3 separate regions of the Homo sapiens genome follow, and regions 1 and 2 are each linked to region 3. A link is an interaction called in ENCODE POLR2A ChIA-PET data of the cell type or tissue named here. Cell type or tissue: OCI-LY7. All regions are shown on one strand.

Region 1 (2,500 bases), 230 kb before region 3:
TGGTCCTTTCCAGAGATGAAGGCAGGCAGGGGTCAGGGCCCACAGAAGGGAATCCCTATATTCTTGGGGTTGTCTGAGCCAGGGCTCATGCCTGTCTGGTGCTTTCAACCAAACCTCTCTCATGGGCTCTGTAAAAGGAACAATCAGGCCATTCTGAATCCCCCAGATCTTGTACCTACCTTTTAGAATTGTCTTGAGAGTGTGTGTGCTGATTCTCCTAAAGTACTTCGTGTGGTTCCTGACCTATAATAAGTGCTTCATAAATCTTAGTCATTATTGTTAAAATCCCAAAGAGTGGTTTTGCTCGAGTCTGAATCCAAAAAGGAAGCTCCAGGTAAGAGGAGAAACTAGAGAACAGGACACAGAAACCATCCTGTGTTTTTTCTATCCTGTGAAACCATCACCATGACACTGGCCTTCCCTCTCAGTGTGGCCTCATCCTCCATGTCCCTCCCTGTAGTCCCCTTAACTGTGAAGTGTCCAGCCTCTCCAGCACTTACTCCCAGGCCCAGCTCCACTTCAGGCAGGCCTGCTGGGGCTCAGAATAGCCCAGCTGCTGTCTCAGCAGATGGCCAGGCTAATTTTAGCCATGTGGTACTCACCCAGGGACCAGGCTGGGCTTTTTAGATTTGAATAAGCCAGTGTGCAACTTTGGTTTAGAGCCAATAACAAAGTTTGGAGCTGTTGTGATCTCTGTGTCTGCCTAGCACTTTATAAGATTCCAGAAATATAATTTTAAAGGATTTTGTTTCTGTGAACCAACAAGAACCCAAGCTATGGAGCCAGCAGGCAGTCAAGCCAGCAGGGTATTGATGGAGGGTGGTGAGAAGCAGATGGTGGCACCAGCTCCTGCCTCTTCTCCCTGATGACAAGCGGGTGGCAGGGCCTCAGTATCCCGGGTGCACTGTGCTCTCACTGCTCTCCTGGCCAAAGTGAAAGAAGGCAGCAGCCAACTCAGCCTCCTGGATCATCCTCTGAACCACTCGTGGGTGGCAGGCTGCATCTTCATGCTGTGGAACAACTGTGGTCCGGAAGAAGTCAGCCAGATGCCAGCAAGAACCTACTCTGGCACTTTCATGTGCAGTCCCTCGAGACAACCTAATGTGAAGTAGGCAGATGTGGAAACAGGCTCAGAGAGGTAAGAGGTCCCAAGAGAGGCTGAGATTGAGCCAGGTTGAGAACGTGTCTTTTCCATTGTGATGTTTCTACCTTATTGTTCTTCATATGTGAAGACTGCCTTTCATCCCAGTTCTTCCAGAGAGTTCAGAGACAACACACAGTGACTCGGAAAGCCACATTCCAGCCTGCCTTCACCTTTCCATGATTAATTTCTAGTTGCAGAAGCAAGTTGACCAGAGAAGACAGTAGAATGAGGAGACCAGACTAGTCATGCTTCCTAAACTGGGTCCATGAACTCTTAAAAGTTGGTTTGGGTGGTCTTTGGGGAATCTGTTTGTCAGTTGAGCTGCTTTCAGCTTAAAAAATAAAAAGGAAAGCCACATTTCAAGAAGTGGGAGCCAGACACTGTGGCTCACACCCGTAATCCCAACTCTCGGGAAGGCCAAGGCAGGAGGATCTCCAGAGGCCAGGAGTTTTAAGACCAGCCCAGCAGCATAATGAAACCCTGTCTCTACAAAAAATTTAAAAACTTGGCCAGGCATGGTGGCTTGTGCCTGTAGTCCCAGCTGCTAGGGAGGCTGTGGTCGGAGGATCACAATCACTTGAGCCCCGGGGTTCCGGCCTGCAGTGAACTGTGATCACATCACATCGCTGCACCAGTCTGGACGACAGCGAGACCTGACTCTAAAAAAACAAGGTTGGGTGCGGTGGCTCATGCCTGTAATCCCAGTACTTCGGGAGGCTGAAGTGGGAGGATCACCTGAGGTCAGGAGTTGGAGACCAGCCTGGCCAACATAGTGAAACCCCATCTCTAGTAAAAATACAAAAATTTAGCCAGGCAGAGTGGCACGTGCCTGTAGTCCCCGCTACTTGAGAGGCTGAGGTGGGAGAATTGCTTGAACCCAGGAGGCAGAGGTTGCAGAGAGCTGAGATGGCGCCACTGTGCTCCAGCCTGGGTGAGGCAACATAGTGAGATTCTGTCTCAATTTTTTTTTAATAAAAATTTTTAAAAATTGATGTTTGCAGCGTTGGTTAATTCTGCTTCTCTGTTTCTCTTGGCTTTTCATGGTTGCCAGATGGCAGTTGGACACCTAGCACCACCATCCAGAGGCAGGAAAGGAGAGTTACCCCCTCATCTTTTACCAGAGAGAAAAACTTTTCTCCATTGTTCCCAATAGTCCTGTCTTCTCATCTCATTGCCTAGGGGTTGGGGCACATGCCTGTGCCCCACAGCTGCAGGAAGGCTGGAGTTAGAGTATCAGGCACGGTGCAGGATGTCAGCAAGGACAAAGGGAGTGAAGAATGTGGCCTGAGAGCGTGTCATGCCCTAGAAATTGTGCACAGAAGCTGAGACACGGGCACTTTTGTGGGTAGTGGGTCC
Region 2 (2,500 bases), 210 kb before region 3:
TGGCTCACGCCTGTAATCCCAGCACTTTGGGAGGCCAAGGTGGGCGGATTGCTTGAGGTCAGGAGTTTGAGACCGGCCTGGACAACAATGGTGAAACCCTGTCTCTACTAAAAATACAAAAATTAGCCAGGCATGGTGGCATGCGCCTGTAATCCCAGCTACTGGGGAGGCTGAGGCAGGAGAATAGAATCACTTGAACCTGGGAGGCAGAGGTTGCGGTGAGTTGAGATCATGCCACTGCACTCCAGCCTGGACGACAGAGCAAGACTCCATCTCAAAAAAAAAAAAGAAGAAAAGAAAAGAAAGACATTTTCAGATAAATAAAAGCTGTGAGGTCATTTCCAGAGAACGGCATTATAAGAAATATTTTTTTGGCTGGGCACGGTGGCTCATGCATGTAATCCCAGCACTTTGGGCTTTTTGTTGTTGCCTTGTTTTTTCAATATTTTTTATATTAATAGAGATGGGGTTTCGCCATGTTGGCCAGGCTGGTCTTGAACTCCTGACCTCAAGTGATCTGCCCCCGTCGGCCTTCCAAAGTGCTGGGATTACAGGCATAAGCCACTGCACCCAGCCTATCCCAGCATTTTGGGAGGCAGTAGGGAGAGGATTGCCTCAGGCCAGGAGTTCAAGACAAGCCTGGGCAACTAGCGAGACACAATCTCTACCAAAAATAGAGAAAAATTAGCTGGTTATGGTGGCACACACCTTTAGTCCCAGCTACTCAGGAGGCTAAAGATAGAGGGATTGCTTGAGCCCAGAAGTTTGGGGTTTCAGTGAGCCGTGATTGTGTCACTGCACTCCAGCATGGGTGACAGATAGAAAAATTAGATCTACACAAAGAAATAACGAGATGTGGCCTGGCGCGGTGGCTCATGCCTGTAATCCCAGCACTTTGGGAGGCCAAAGCGGGCGGATCACGAGATCAGGAGATCGAGACCATCCTGGCTAACACGGTGAAACCCCATCTCTACTATAAATACAAAAAATTAGCCGGGTGTGGTGGCGGGTGCCTGTAGTCCCAGCTACCCGGGAGGCTGAGGCAGGAGAATGGCATGAACCCAGGAGGCAGAGCTTGCAGTGAGCCGAGATTGTGCCACTGCACTCCAGCCTGGGCGACAGAGCAAGACTCCAACTCAAAAAAAAAAAAAAAAAGAAAGAAAGAGATGTAAATACATGGTAAATATAAAATACTTTTTTCATTTAAAAGAATTTCTCTAAAAAGATAATTGACCATTTAAAGCAAATATAAAAATATAGTTTGGACTTTCTAATGGAAATGGAAATGAAATGTCTTAAAACAATAGCACAAAGGTTCCAAAGGGAAAATGGAGTTGCATTATTAAAAGGTTCTCACATGATATGTAAAGTAGCATAACAATATTTAAAGATATGTGATACACTCCTGAAACAGGAGCCCAAGCGTGCATGTGGACACAGGGTCGTGGGAGATGAATGCGGTGGTGTCGCAGGTGAACTCTCTGCCGCTTCTCAGCCTGATGGTGGCGCTCATATTTAGCTGCTTTCACCATCACCACTGCCTTCAAAGACGGAAGCATCCTGGTGTGGTGGCAATGACTCGCCGATCAAGCTGAAAAACGTAGATGACTTCAACGGACCGAGAGAAAGAAGTGATTTGGGATTCATTACATTTGATGTAACTGCTGATTAACTCAGCTCGTTTCCCAGTAGTGGCACCAGTCTTGTAGTTAATTGTGAGAATACATTTGATTGGAATGTTAAGCAGTTGTTTATTTATCAGCAGAATATTCAACAAAAGATAATCTACGATTAGAGACCTAATGGCAATATATTTGCAACAAAATTTGAGACCTGTGATTAAAATTATCATTATGAAGATATGTAATCAAAAGCTGTAAAGATTATTAATAATTTTTCTATTTTCTGAGATTATTTTAAAATCCATCTCAGTACAGCTTTTTTTTTTCTCATATTTTTTTTCTGTTTTTAAGAGATAGTATCTCACTCTGTCACCCAGGCTGGGGCAATCACAGCTCACTGCAGCCGCAATCTCCTTGCCTCAGGCATGTTTTGGTTTTGTTTTTGTTTTTGTTTTTAAATACATGGCATGAGCTGTTTTAGTAGTCTTACTAAGCCATGTATCTGCAGTTAATTATATTGAAAATAATTTTCCTTTGTTTTGGTGTTGTATGGGATTCATCAACGTAAGTACTTGAACTAGTCTTTTTAACTGTAAATTACATGCCAGGTGCAGTGGCTAATGCCCGTAACACCAGCACTTTGGGAGACTGAGGTGGGAGGATCACTTGAGCCCAGAAGTTCAAGGCCAGCCTGGGCAACATAGTGAGACTTTGTCTCTACAAAAAAATTTAAAAAATTAGTCAGGTATGATGACATACAATTGTAGTCTCAGCTACTGGCGAGGCTGAGGTGGGAGAATTGATTGAGCCCAGGAGGTTGAGGCTGCAGTAAGTTGTGATGGTGCCATTGCACTCCAACCTGGGTGACAGAGCAAGAC
Region 3 (2,500 bases):
AAGCACTGTGGGCGTTCCAGGCTGGGGTGGGGGCTGGAATCTGAGGAATGGAGGAGTATCTAGGAAAGTGGCTGGAAGCGGACAACATTGTGCTGGCTGCAGCTCATTCTTAGTGGGCAGGTCTTAGCAAGTCGTGTCATTCACAGCCCAGTTAAAAGATGTACTGGGCCGGGCACGGTGGCTCATGCCTGTAATCCCAGCACTTTGGAAGGCAGAGGTGGGCGGATCACCTGAGGTAAGGAGTTCGAGACCAGCCTGGCCAACATGGTGAAACCCCCATCTCTACTAAAAATACAAAATTTAGCCAACCGTGGTGGCAGGCACCTGTGATCCCAGCTACTCAGGAGGCTGAGGCAGGAGCATCGCTGGAACCCGGGAGGCGGAGGTTGCAGTGAGCCGAGATTGCGCCACTGCACCCCACCCTGGGCAACAGAGCGAGGATTCATCTCAGAAAATAAAACAAAAAGTTGAACCAAGATTGCAAAGTTCCCTTCCAGCTCCAAAACTCAAGCCAGGGGCCCTGTGAGACTTTCCCGGAAGTCTGGGCCCTGAGGTTGCTGAGGGCGCTTCCATGCAGGTGCCGCTTCCATCCAGGAACTGAGCTCTGCCCTTCCGTTTGTTTGTTCACTTCACTCCTCCCCTAGAGGCTGAAGTTGCTTCTGGGAAGGAGGCTGGGCACTTCTGGGCTGAGCCTTGTTTCCATAGCACCCAGCCACCCTGCCAGGAAGACACAGGTTTCTCCTGGTTGACTGTGAGAGGACTTTGACCCGCGCTCCGTTTCCTGCTGGGCCAGACTTAGGAGGAGGTACCGGGGCAAGCAGCACAGTGGGACTTGCAGGTCCCGGACCCAGCCCTTCATTCAGACCAGTTGTTCTGGAAGTTTGGGCCCCAACCAAGAGCAACAGCAGCAGTATCAGGAAACTTGTTAGAAATGCAAATTACCGGACCCCACCCTGGACCTACTAAATTAGAAACTCTAGGGTGGGGCCAGCCATCTGTGTTTTTGTAAGTCCCCAGGTGTCTCTCATGCACACCAAAGTTTCAGAAACACTTTATGCATTGTGTGCATGTGTGTGTGTGTGTGTTTTCTTTTTTTTCTTTTTTTTTTTTTTGCAGGATTTGACAGAGTCTTTATCTGGCTTCTGTTACATCTTATTCTGACTCAGGTTTACGGACACAATGCTGGAAAACCAGTTCCTGCTCTACCCACGCCTCAACTTGTTAAGAAGAAACAGTATCTAACACCGAGGCACGTCACATCTTCGCCATTCCCACTTCCTTTCTGCCCTAGGCATTCAATGTATGCCACCGGGGGCCATCAGGACTAGGGCTCTGCAACCACGGCAGCAGACAGGTGTGAAGCTCAGAGTCCCTCCTAACAGCCTCCCTCCAGCGTCTTCTTGGCCGCGGCGGCGAAGCAGCTCCGCAGGGCCTCGAACTCCCGCGCGCAGAAGTCCTTACTCGGCCCCGCAGGCGGCCAGCCGCTCGGGGAAGGCGCGGAGGCAGCTTCGCATGCGGCCCCACACCGCTCCGTCAGCCGACATGAGCGGCTATTCCCAGCGCCCCTCATGTGTGTGTTTTCAAAATGAGGTTTTGCTCTGTCACTGAGGCTGGAGTGCAGAGGTGCCATCATAGCCCATTGCAACCTCCACCTCCTGGCCTTAAGCAGTCCTCCTGCCTCAGCCTCCCAAGTAGCTGGGACTACAAGTGTGTGCTTGTTTTTTCTTTTGTAGAGATAGGGTCTTGCTATGTTGTCCAGGCTGGTCTTGAAGCCCTGGGCTCAAGCAATCCTTCCACCTTGGCCTCCCAAAGCACTGAGATTATAAGCATGAGCCTCCATACCCAGCCCAAGAACCCCCACTTTATTGTGTGATCAATTGTTCCAGTTTGCCCAGGACTCTCAGTTTTAGCACTGGGACTCTCTCTTTTTTTTTTAGACGGATTCTTGCTCTGTCGCCCAGGCTGGAGTGCAGTGGCGCGATCTCAGCTCACTGCAACCTCCACCTCCCAGGTTCATGCCATTCTTCTGCCTCAGCCTCCCGAGCAGCTGGGACTACAGGTGCCCGCCACCACGCCCAGCTAATTTTTTGTATTTTTAGTAGAGACGGGGTTTCACTGTGTTAGCCAGGATGGTCTCGATCTCGTGACCTCGTGACCCACCCGCCTTGGCCTCCCAAAGTCCTGGGATTACAGGCATAAGCCACCGTGCCCGGCTTTTTTTTTTTCTTTTTTCTTTTTTTTTTTTTTTTTGAGACAATCTCGCTCTGTCATCCAGGCTGGAGTAAAGTGGCACAATCTTGGCTCACTGCGACCTCTGTCTCCCGTGGTTCAAGCAATCCTCCTACCTCAGCCTCCCAGGTAGCTGGGACTACAGGTGTGTGCCACCATGTCCAGCTAATTTTTGTATTTTTTTGTAAAGACAGGGTTTCACCATGTTGCCCAGGCTGGTCTTGAACTCCTGAGCTCAAGCAATTCACCCACCTCAATCTTCCAAAATGCT

What was found. Peaks named below come from ENCODE experiments on the same cell type or tissue, not always from the same donor. Only the 100,000 strongest peaks of a DNase experiment are listed, where the experiment ranks them.
Region 1: POLR2A ChIA-PET joins it to region 3 with 25 read pairs; 4 of 35 experiments call an interaction of 5 or more read pairs at or near these places.
Region 2: POLR2A ChIA-PET joins it to region 3 with 31 read pairs; 13 of 35 experiments call an interaction of 5 or more read pairs at or near these places.

Annotation. Positions count from the first base shown.
Region 1 is chr1:226,354,439-226,356,938 of GRCh38, reverse strand. No RefSeq gene overlaps it. Among named protein-coding and RNA genes, the nearest start is that of LIN9, 47 kb to the right of the region's middle. In OCI-LY7, no CTCF peak of the experiment used is centred here; DNase peaks (open chromatin) are centred at 588, 1,088 and 1,718; H3K4me3 peaks cover 2,500 bases; H3K27ac peaks cover 2,500 bases.
Region 2 is chr1:226,332,607-226,335,106 of GRCh38, reverse strand. It overlaps the pseudogene LOC101060016. Among named protein-coding and RNA genes, the nearest start is that of LIN9, 25 kb to the right of the region's middle. RefSeq lists an enhancer at 1,321-1,875. In OCI-LY7, CTCF peaks have their summits at 1,283 and 1,492 (motif pointing right); DNase peaks (open chromatin) are centred at 1,516 and 2,026; H3K4me3 peaks cover 945 bases; H3K27ac peaks cover 1,317 bases.
Region 3 is chr1:226,126,222-226,128,721 of GRCh38, reverse strand. It overlaps the pseudogene LOC112268255. Among named protein-coding and RNA genes, the nearest start is that of ACBD3-AS1, 21 kb to the left of the region's middle. In OCI-LY7, no CTCF peak of the experiment used is centred here; DNase peaks (open chromatin) are centred at 671, 981 and 1,311; H3K4me3 peaks cover 1,914 bases; H3K27ac peaks cover 2,500 bases.